2 separate regions of the Homo sapiens genome follow, and region 2 is linked to region 1. A link is an interaction called in ENCODE POLR2A ChIA-PET data of the cell type or tissue named here. Cell type or tissue: A673. All regions are shown on one strand. Each heading gives the region's core, and the rest is flanking DNA. Links, peaks and the distances in the headings are about the cores only.

Evidence for each region. ChIA-PET counts read pairs that join two places held together with the same protein. Peaks named below come from ENCODE experiments on the same cell type or tissue, not always from the same donor. Only the 100,000 strongest peaks of a DNase experiment are listed, where the experiment ranks them.
Region 2: POLR2A ChIA-PET joins it to region 1 with 6 read pairs; 2 of 35 experiments call an interaction of 5 or more read pairs at or near these places.

Annotation. Positions count from the first base shown.
Region 1 is chr13:109,644,711-109,650,587 of GRCh38, reverse strand. No RefSeq gene overlaps it. Among named protein-coding and RNA genes, the nearest start is that of LINC00676, 81 kb to the left of the region's middle. In A673, for the core only: no CTCF peak of the experiment used is centred there; a DNase peak (open chromatin) is centred at 3,367; H3K27ac peaks cover 1,793 bases.
Region 2 is chr13:109,763,526-109,766,025 of GRCh38, reverse strand. The region is part of intron 1 of IRS2 (insulin receptor substrate 2); the gene reads left to right. Among named protein-coding and RNA genes, the nearest start is that of IRS2, 22 kb to the left of the region's middle. In A673, for the core only: CTCF peaks have their summits at 725 and 924 (motif pointing left); DNase peaks (open chromatin) are centred at 935 and 1,365; H3K4me3 peaks cover 529 bases; H3K27ac peaks cover 689 bases.

The DNA.
Region 1 (5,877 bases), core at 2,043-4,542:
GTACATTTATTAAAATCCAGACACTAACACACTATGTTATTTTTAACTTACCTACAGACTTTATTCAGATTTGACTAGGTTATCAGTGAATGCGCTTCCTTCAGGAAACCACATTGCATTTAGGACCTTTCTTCATACAATTAAAAAGAGCAGAAATTTCTCCTTTAAAAAAATGATGAACTTTATAAAGACTTGACAGAATTATTCTGTGAACAACAAGAGAGTTGGTCAGGCATGATTCTTCACGCCTGTAATCCTGGCACTTTGGGAGGCCAAGGAGGGCAGATCACTTGAGGCCAGGAGTTTGAGACCAGCCTGGCCAACATGGAGAAACCATGTCTCTATTAAAAATACAAAAATTAGCTGGGTGTGGTGGCGGGCACCTGTGTTCTCAGCTACATGGGAGGCTGAGGCACAAGAGTTGCTTAAGCCTGGGTGGCTGAGGTTGCAGCAAGCCGAGATCGCGCCACTGCACTCCAGCCTGGGTAAGAGTGAGACTCTATCTCAGAAAAAAAAAAAAAAAGAAAAAACCAAAACTGTACGTATTTCAGGCTTTGTGGTCCATATAATCTCTGTTGCAACTACTAAACTCTACCTTTGCAGTACAAAAACAGACACAGACGTAAGTAAACAAATGGGCATGGCCAAGTTCTAATAAAATTTTATTTACAGAAAAGTGGGGGGGCCATATTGAAGCAATAGTTTGGCAGTCTCTGACTTTATTGAGCTGTGGTTCATCGTCAAGCCTGATGTACTAGTCAGTCACATATACCTTCTCTTATTGCTACCAAAGCATTTAGGGTCTTTTTTGTATTGTCCTGGACTGAGTGTGCTTTGTGCTGAAGGATCTAAATAGGCCTCCTGTCCTGTGGTCTAGACTGGAGGGGGCTGAATTCCTTATGCTAAAGATTTCTCCCTTTCCTTCTGTTTGTATCCAGAAATCCTCATACACAATGCTGATAGAATAATCATTATAGACATTTAAATTGCTCATTTACTATTATCTTCGTGTAATAAGGAAGGGTGTGAGTTAACACCTGCTTTGGGGGCACTTTTGAACAGTCGGTTAAATCTAGCTAATCAATTCCATTTAACTAAAATGTATTTCTGTAAGAGTCATTCACTTTTCATGTAGTTACATTTGGAGATTACTTTTTTGAAGAGTGTGCTGTTCTTTCTGAGTTAAACTTTTTTTTTTTAAATATAGATTTTATTTTTAGAGCAGTTTTTTAGGTTTACGGAAAAATGGAAGGGAAGATACAGAGGGTTTCTGTACACCCCTTCCCCTCTACATGCACAGAGTCCCCCACTGTAATAGTGAACCTTATGTTTCAACTTGACTGGGCCAGATATTTGGTGCGCAGATATTTGGTCGAGCATTATTCTGGGTGTTTTGGGGAGAGAGTTTCTGGATGAGATTGACATTTGAATCAGTGGACTGACTAAAGGGGGGGCCCTCCCCAGTGTGGGTGGGCCTCATGCAATCAGTTGAAAGCTTGAACAGAACAAAAAGGCTGACTTCCCCCAAGTAAGAGGAAACCGCACCACTCACTTTCCTCGATGAATTAACCCCCTTCTTATAATGAAACATCCTCATTTCTCTGCCCATTTTTAAAACTTGGGCTGTTCCATCAATGATAGACTGGATAAAGAACATGTGGTACATATACATGACAGAATACTATGCAGCCATAAACAGGAATGAGATCATGTCCTTTGCAGGGACATGGATGTAGCTAGAGGCCATTATCCTTAGCAAACTATTTAATAACACAGGAACAGAAAACCAAATACTGTGTGTTCTCACTTGTAAGTGGGAGCTGAATGATGAGAACAAATAGACATACTGTGGGGAACAACACACACTGGTGCCTGTCAGAGGGTTGGGGGTGGGAGGAGGGAGAGGATCAGGAAGAATAGCTAACGAATGCTGGGCTTAATTCCCAGGTGATGGGATAATCTGTGCAGCCGACCAGCATGGCACACATTTACCTATGTAACAAACCTGTATATCTTGCACATGTACCCTTGAACTTAAAATAATTTGGAAATAAAGTCACAAAAATAAAAACATAAAAATTGGGCTGTTCATTTTCTTATTGTTGAGTTTTAAGAGTTCTTTATATATTTTGGATAACACTCCTTTATCACTTACGTTATTTGCAAATATTTTTTCCATGTCTGTGGCTTACCTTTTCTCATTGTCTTGGCAGTGTCTGACCACAGACTGAAGTTTTTAATTTTAATGAAGTCCAGCTTATTTCTTTCATGGATTGTATCTTTGGTGTTGTATCTAAAAATAATTGCCAAACCTAAGGCCGTTTGGATTTTCTCTGATGTTTATCTTCAAGGAGTCTTATAGTTTTGCATTTTACATTTAGGTCTATGATCCATTATGAGTTAATTTTTGTAAAACTTGTATGTGTTAAGATTCTTTCTTTTTTCCCTTTCTCTCCTTCCTTCCTTTCTTTCTTTTTCTTTCTTTCTTTTCTATCCTTCCTTCCTTCCTTCCCTCCCTCCCTCCCTCCCTCCTTCCTTCCTTCTTTCTGTTTTTTTCTCTCTTTTTTGGTCATTTCTCTTTCCTTTTTTTTTTTTTTTTGGCATGTGGATGTCCAGTTGTTTCAACACCCTTTGTTGGAAAGTCTGTCTTCACTCCAATATATTACCTTTGTCCCATTGTCAAAGATCAGTTGACTGTGTTTACGTGGGTCTGTTTCAGGGCTATCTGTTCTGCTTTATTCTGATCTATTTTTCTATTACTTTGCCAGTGCCACAACATCTTGATCATAGTAGCTTTACAGGAACTCATGAGGTTTGGGTATTTTTAGTTCTGCAATTTTGTTCTTCAATATTATGCTATTTGGAGTTTATTGATCGTTTTAAAAATTTTATAACATTTGGAGATATGGCTTTTCCACTCTATCTCTTTTTATGTGACAAATTGTGATATTATATATACAAATTTCTTGAAAATCTTTGCATGTAAGTCTTCTCTGAATCTCTTTAACTCCGGTCTCATTGACTTAAAATCTCTTGATTTTGCTTTATTTTTCCTACTGGGGTGACTATGTGCACAATGCTGTTTTTAAACAAATTTTTATAAGTTTTTAATGCCACATTTAGATCACCTGTAAGAGCCACAGTTTTTGGTTTAAAGACTTCTTTATATAGTGGGGGAAGATGAATTTCCCAGAGTTACGAGGTGTGGTTTTTGGCATGTTGAGTGAAAAACAAAACAACAGTAAAAAGGAATTTCTAAGAACATTCTCCTACCTATGAGTAATCCAATTTTATTTCCTGCTTGGCCTGTCTAAAGGGAATTGATCCTCCTGGGAATACCCCCGAGTTTCGCTACACCCTAAGGGGATTGCGCAGTTTGTGAGAAGGAGGAGCTGAAAGGAGGAGACGAGCTTGGGTGTTATGGAAGAACTCAATGGGTTTGTGACAGAGGCTCACTTTCCCCTTTTCCTGCCTTCCCTGTGAAGCTTAGGGGGCCCAGGAATGTGACTGGGCAAATCAGCTAGGCTAGAAAATATCATTACTAGCGGTTAAACACATGCTTTTCTAGATTAGAGTTTTTTAGAGTACTGCAACTATTGTTATAAGAAAGAAAATGTTACATTGTCCATTTTGATATTGATATTTACTTTTAAAGCAGTGTTTCTAATCTTTTTTTTTTAACCCTTTGGGAACCTCCTGGCTATTATGATTGAGTCCCTAGAAAAATACAGTTACACACAGTTTTGCTTACAATTTTGAGGGATTCAGGCAATCTCTGTACCTCCAAATGAGAACCCATGCTTCAAAATCCTACTCGATAACTTACATTTTGAAAGGCATGTCTTATATACTGTATAATTGCTGCTAAGTCTTGTTTCACAGATGTGTACTCTGTTAACCATGACAGTTTGGTTTCAATGCTATATAAATCCAGAGTCAGCAAACTATGGCCTAGGGCCTAATGCGACGCACCACGGGAGACTGCGTAGCCTGCAAAACTGAAACTGAAAACATTTACTTTTTGGATGTTTTTAGAAAAAGCTGACTGACCCCAGCTATAAAAATGAAATCTGAGAAAATGGATGTTGTGGCTTTATATTTTATGCATTCCAATAATGAGCTATATTTGAGAGATTCTCCAAATCACATGACCTTGACATTTCTGCAGGAGGATGCTCAATGCTGCTTTTCCTGTTTTTTTTTTTTCTGAATTTGAAGTCTCCAACTGAAGATAATGAGTGCTCCCTCCCCATATTATGCAGAGAAATACAAAACTCAGGCATGCAGCACTTGCAAAAAGATAAGTAAATTGTTGTTATGGTCCCCACCTCAAAGAGCTTGTCTAAGAAAACACTCAACATGTATTTTGTGGGATAGAAACTTATTTATGTGATTTTGTAAAGTGAAACTCGCTGGGCACTTCTCTGCTCCCACGTGTGAGTGAGATCTTAGGCCTGTGAGAATCCCAGGGAGAGATCTGGGGGTTTGTGAGAAGCGCAGCATCACTGTGGTTGCTGGCCAGTCGCTTGCTGAGCTCAGTGGACTGCAGGCCTGCTCAGTGCTTGTGAGAAGCGCAGCATCACTGTGGTTGCTGGCCAGTCGCTTGCTGAACTCAGTGGACTGCAGGCCTGCTCAGTGCTCCTGCTGAACTGAGGCCTGAGACTGGTCTCAGCAGATGTGGAACTGTGTCCTCTAGTGCAGTGGTCCTAGGGACCAGTGCCTGTGCCTGTCCCTGTCCTGAAGGTAGAAGGATACCTGTAGCATGGAGAAGAGGCAGAGGTCAACAGGTGGCCAAGCTGTTTGAAAGGACCATGAGTTTAGAAAGGACCATGGACCATGAGTTTTTCTGTGGGTAGTGAAGGCCAGGGAAGAGAGTAGAGCCCATCCATCTCAGAAAGACCTGAGTCAGGAGGGAGGGTTTCTGGAGCAAAAGGACTGCAGCAAAAAGGACCTGCAGGGAGACCACAGGGCAGGAGCTGAGGGCTGGGAAAGGCAAGAGAGCTGGAAGTGCCTTGACCCTGCCAGCGGATTGTGGAGACGGGGAGCTCCCGGGTGAGGAGTCAGAAGGACCCTCAACTGCACGCAATGTAGAAGCCAGCCTTGAATGGCTGCCATGACTCGGGGCCTTGGCCAATGAGAGAGGGAGGCCCAGCATCAGCTAAGTGGAAATATGTTTTCAGGTTCCCTTTCATTCCTTTTCACACGGCCTCCCTCACCTCAGCCTCCAGGGGAAGCTCTGGGGTATGAAGAGTAGGAAGCCTCACAGGGGTTTAGGGAGGTTGAACTGCAGCACGAAGGACCTTTCCCTCTTCTCCCCTTGAGGTCAAGCCAGAGTGAATGGAGGGAAAATGCACTGAGACAGATACAAAACCTAAGACACTTGGGTTGAACTTTCTAATCCTGGAAAGTGAGTGGGAAGCTAAAAGACCCAGCCGGGGAAGGGCCCCTGGTTGGATCAAGTGCATGTGAAGATGGGGGTGGGGTGGAAGCGGAGCTGTTCCTGAAGGTGTCCTTCCAGTCAGCGGATTCCATCAGCAGAATCTCCCCCTAATTTTTTCTTTCCTCCAAGATCTACATTCAATAACTTAACAAGAATTGTCTATGCCACCCCTTTCATCCCTTCCCCCCTTTTCCTTAATTATATTATCATTATTATTATTTTTTCTGTCGCTCAGGCTGGAGTGCAGTGACACCACCACAGCTCACTGCAGCCTCAACTTCCCAGGCTCAGATGATCCTCCTGCCTCAGCCTCTCTGAGTGCTGGGACTACAGGTGCATGCTACCATGTCCAGCGAACTTTTTGTATTTTTAGTAGAGATGGGGCCTTGCCATGTTGCCAAGTCTGGTCTCAAACTCCTGGGATCAAACAATCCTCC
Region 2 (2,500 bases), core at 1-2,500, 120 kb before region 1:
GGTGGATGAGGCTGGGATATCTACATGCTTGGTGGGGAGTCGGAGCCAGGGTGGATGAGGCTGGGATATCTACATGCTTGGTGGGGAGGAGGAGCCAAGGTGGATGAGGCTGGGATATCTACATGCTTGGTGGGGAGTTGGAGCCAAGGTGGATGAGGCTGGGATATCTACATGCTTGGTGGGGAGTTGGAGTCAGGGTGGATGAGGCTGGGATATCTACATGCTTGGTGGGGAGTCGGAGTCAGGGTGGTTGAGGCTGGGATATCTACATGCTTGGTGGGGAGGAGGAGCCAAAGTGGATGAGGCTGGGATATCTACATGCTTGGTGGGGAGTTGGAGCCAAGGTGGAGGAGGCTGGGATATCTACATGCTTGGTGGGGAGTTGGAGTCAGGGTGGATGAGGCTGGGATATCTACATGCTTGGTGGGGAGTTGGATCCAAGGTGGATGAGGCTGGGATATCTACATGCTTGGTGGGGAGTTGGAGTCAGGGTGGTTGAGGCTGGGATATCTACATGCTTGGTGGGGAGTTGGAGTCAGGGTGGATGAGGCTGGGATATCTACATGCTTGGTGGGGAGTTGGAGTCAGGGTGGTTGAGGCTGGGATATCTACATGCTTGTTGGGGAAGAGGAGCCAAAGATGTGGATTTCCTCTGTCTCCACATCCTTGGGCAAGGACTGGTGATCAGCTGCTGCTGTCTTATTTTATTTGCTTCTCCAGTAAATGAACTTTATATAGTTGGTAGCTTGGCGTTTTCCATTTTGCATTACTGAAATTTCAATAAATAGTGCTTTAGTTAGATGTAAATCTCTGTCATTTGTGGCAGAGGAACTTAAATGTCGGCCTGCATTTTAGGGCACCTTTTTGTATAGAGCAGAGAGAAGGGAAGTGCTGTCCCCCAGTGGCCTGGACCAGGCGGAGCCCAGCCTGTTGATGATGCATTGTGTGTGCTTGGCATGTGTGACGTGGCAAGGGATTCATGTTCTCTGTGGGCAGCTGCCTGAGTAGTAGACATGTGAGGCCCCTTCCCGGGCATTTTGTCCTGTCCTCAGGACATGAAGAAAGCAGCTAGGCAAAGGCACTCTTTGCAGCTTTAAATGGCCTAGAGTTACCCCCAGAAAAACAATTCTACTTCTGTTCCACTTCTGTCCAATTAAAACAAGTTTGTTCATTTTATTTTAGGAGCAATTTGCCATTGTTTTTGTGCATTCGGCAGTTGTTTATTTGCTGCTTGCAGTTGTGGTTGTTCGTGGTATCATTCACGAATACAATTTTGAACGAGGAAGAGCTGTGATGACAAATGCACTAAGAGACACCACTGTGGCTCTCCACAAATTAGCCAGAACATAAGGGTGGGAGGAGCCTGTCTTTCCCTGGCAGCACAGGGCTGCCTGGTCTTAAGAAGTCTGTAGTTGAGAACACAGCATGTGGTTACATGTATACATTATTTGAAGGTGCACAAAGCAAAGGGAAGCCAACCACAAAATGCCAGTTGTGCTAGTAGCATGTGCTTCTTTATGAATGAAAGAACATACGCATTTTTGGTATTAATTATTTATATATTTTATACATGAAATCTCATTTGACAGGTTCCCTGTGACTCCACTGGGGAATTCAGGGTGGGAGAGGTAGTGCCCCCATCTTCATAAGAGGGAGCAGACTTAGAGACATAGCTGTAGAGATTACACAGCTGGTAAGAAGTGGTTCCTAGATGCTAGCCCTGGGGACCCGGCTCTGGTGTGGCGACAGCGCCTTTCACACCTGTATCCTGAGAGTCGTGGGAATGGCATGTAGTTTAAAGTACAGAGATGGGGGCATGGAGTCATTCCTAGGCTCCCAGGGAAGAGCAGGATGTTTTTGATATGGCCGATTAGGAAGAATGGGCACTTTGATCTCTGCAAAGAGAGCCTGCGCTTCAGTGACTAAGTAGGATTTGACCCTTCAACCTTGACTCTAGTAGATGGCTCAGTTAAAGGCTACGTGGTGATTCTTAGGAGGCTTTTAAATTAGATAGATGGATTTGTCCCTGGAGAGACAAAGCTGAAATCCTATATCACATAGATGTTATAGACCGAGGAGGGGGGATTTACCTACAGTTATTTAAGCTTTTAAAGTAGAAAAAAGGTCCAGTTGAAATGATATATAACAACAGGCTATCTGGAGATGGATATATTGTGAATAAATAATTATTCTACATTCTCTTAATTTGGCAGCAAAAATATAATTAGGTTTTATAATTTCTGATATAAACAATATAAACATTGTTATGGTGTACATAAAATTTTTTTAGATTAGTAAGAAAACCATACGTATAAACATGTGTTAAGTCTGAGGAAAGAATTACGTCGTTCATTGGCTATTTGCGATTTTAATGCACCTTATATCACTTGGCCCAAATACTCTTAGGGCAGAAGCATAATGCTTACATTCACATTCTCAAATGACCCAAGAAAGAGAAAAGATTTGGACCCTTAATGAGTTGTAGATCTCATATATAAAC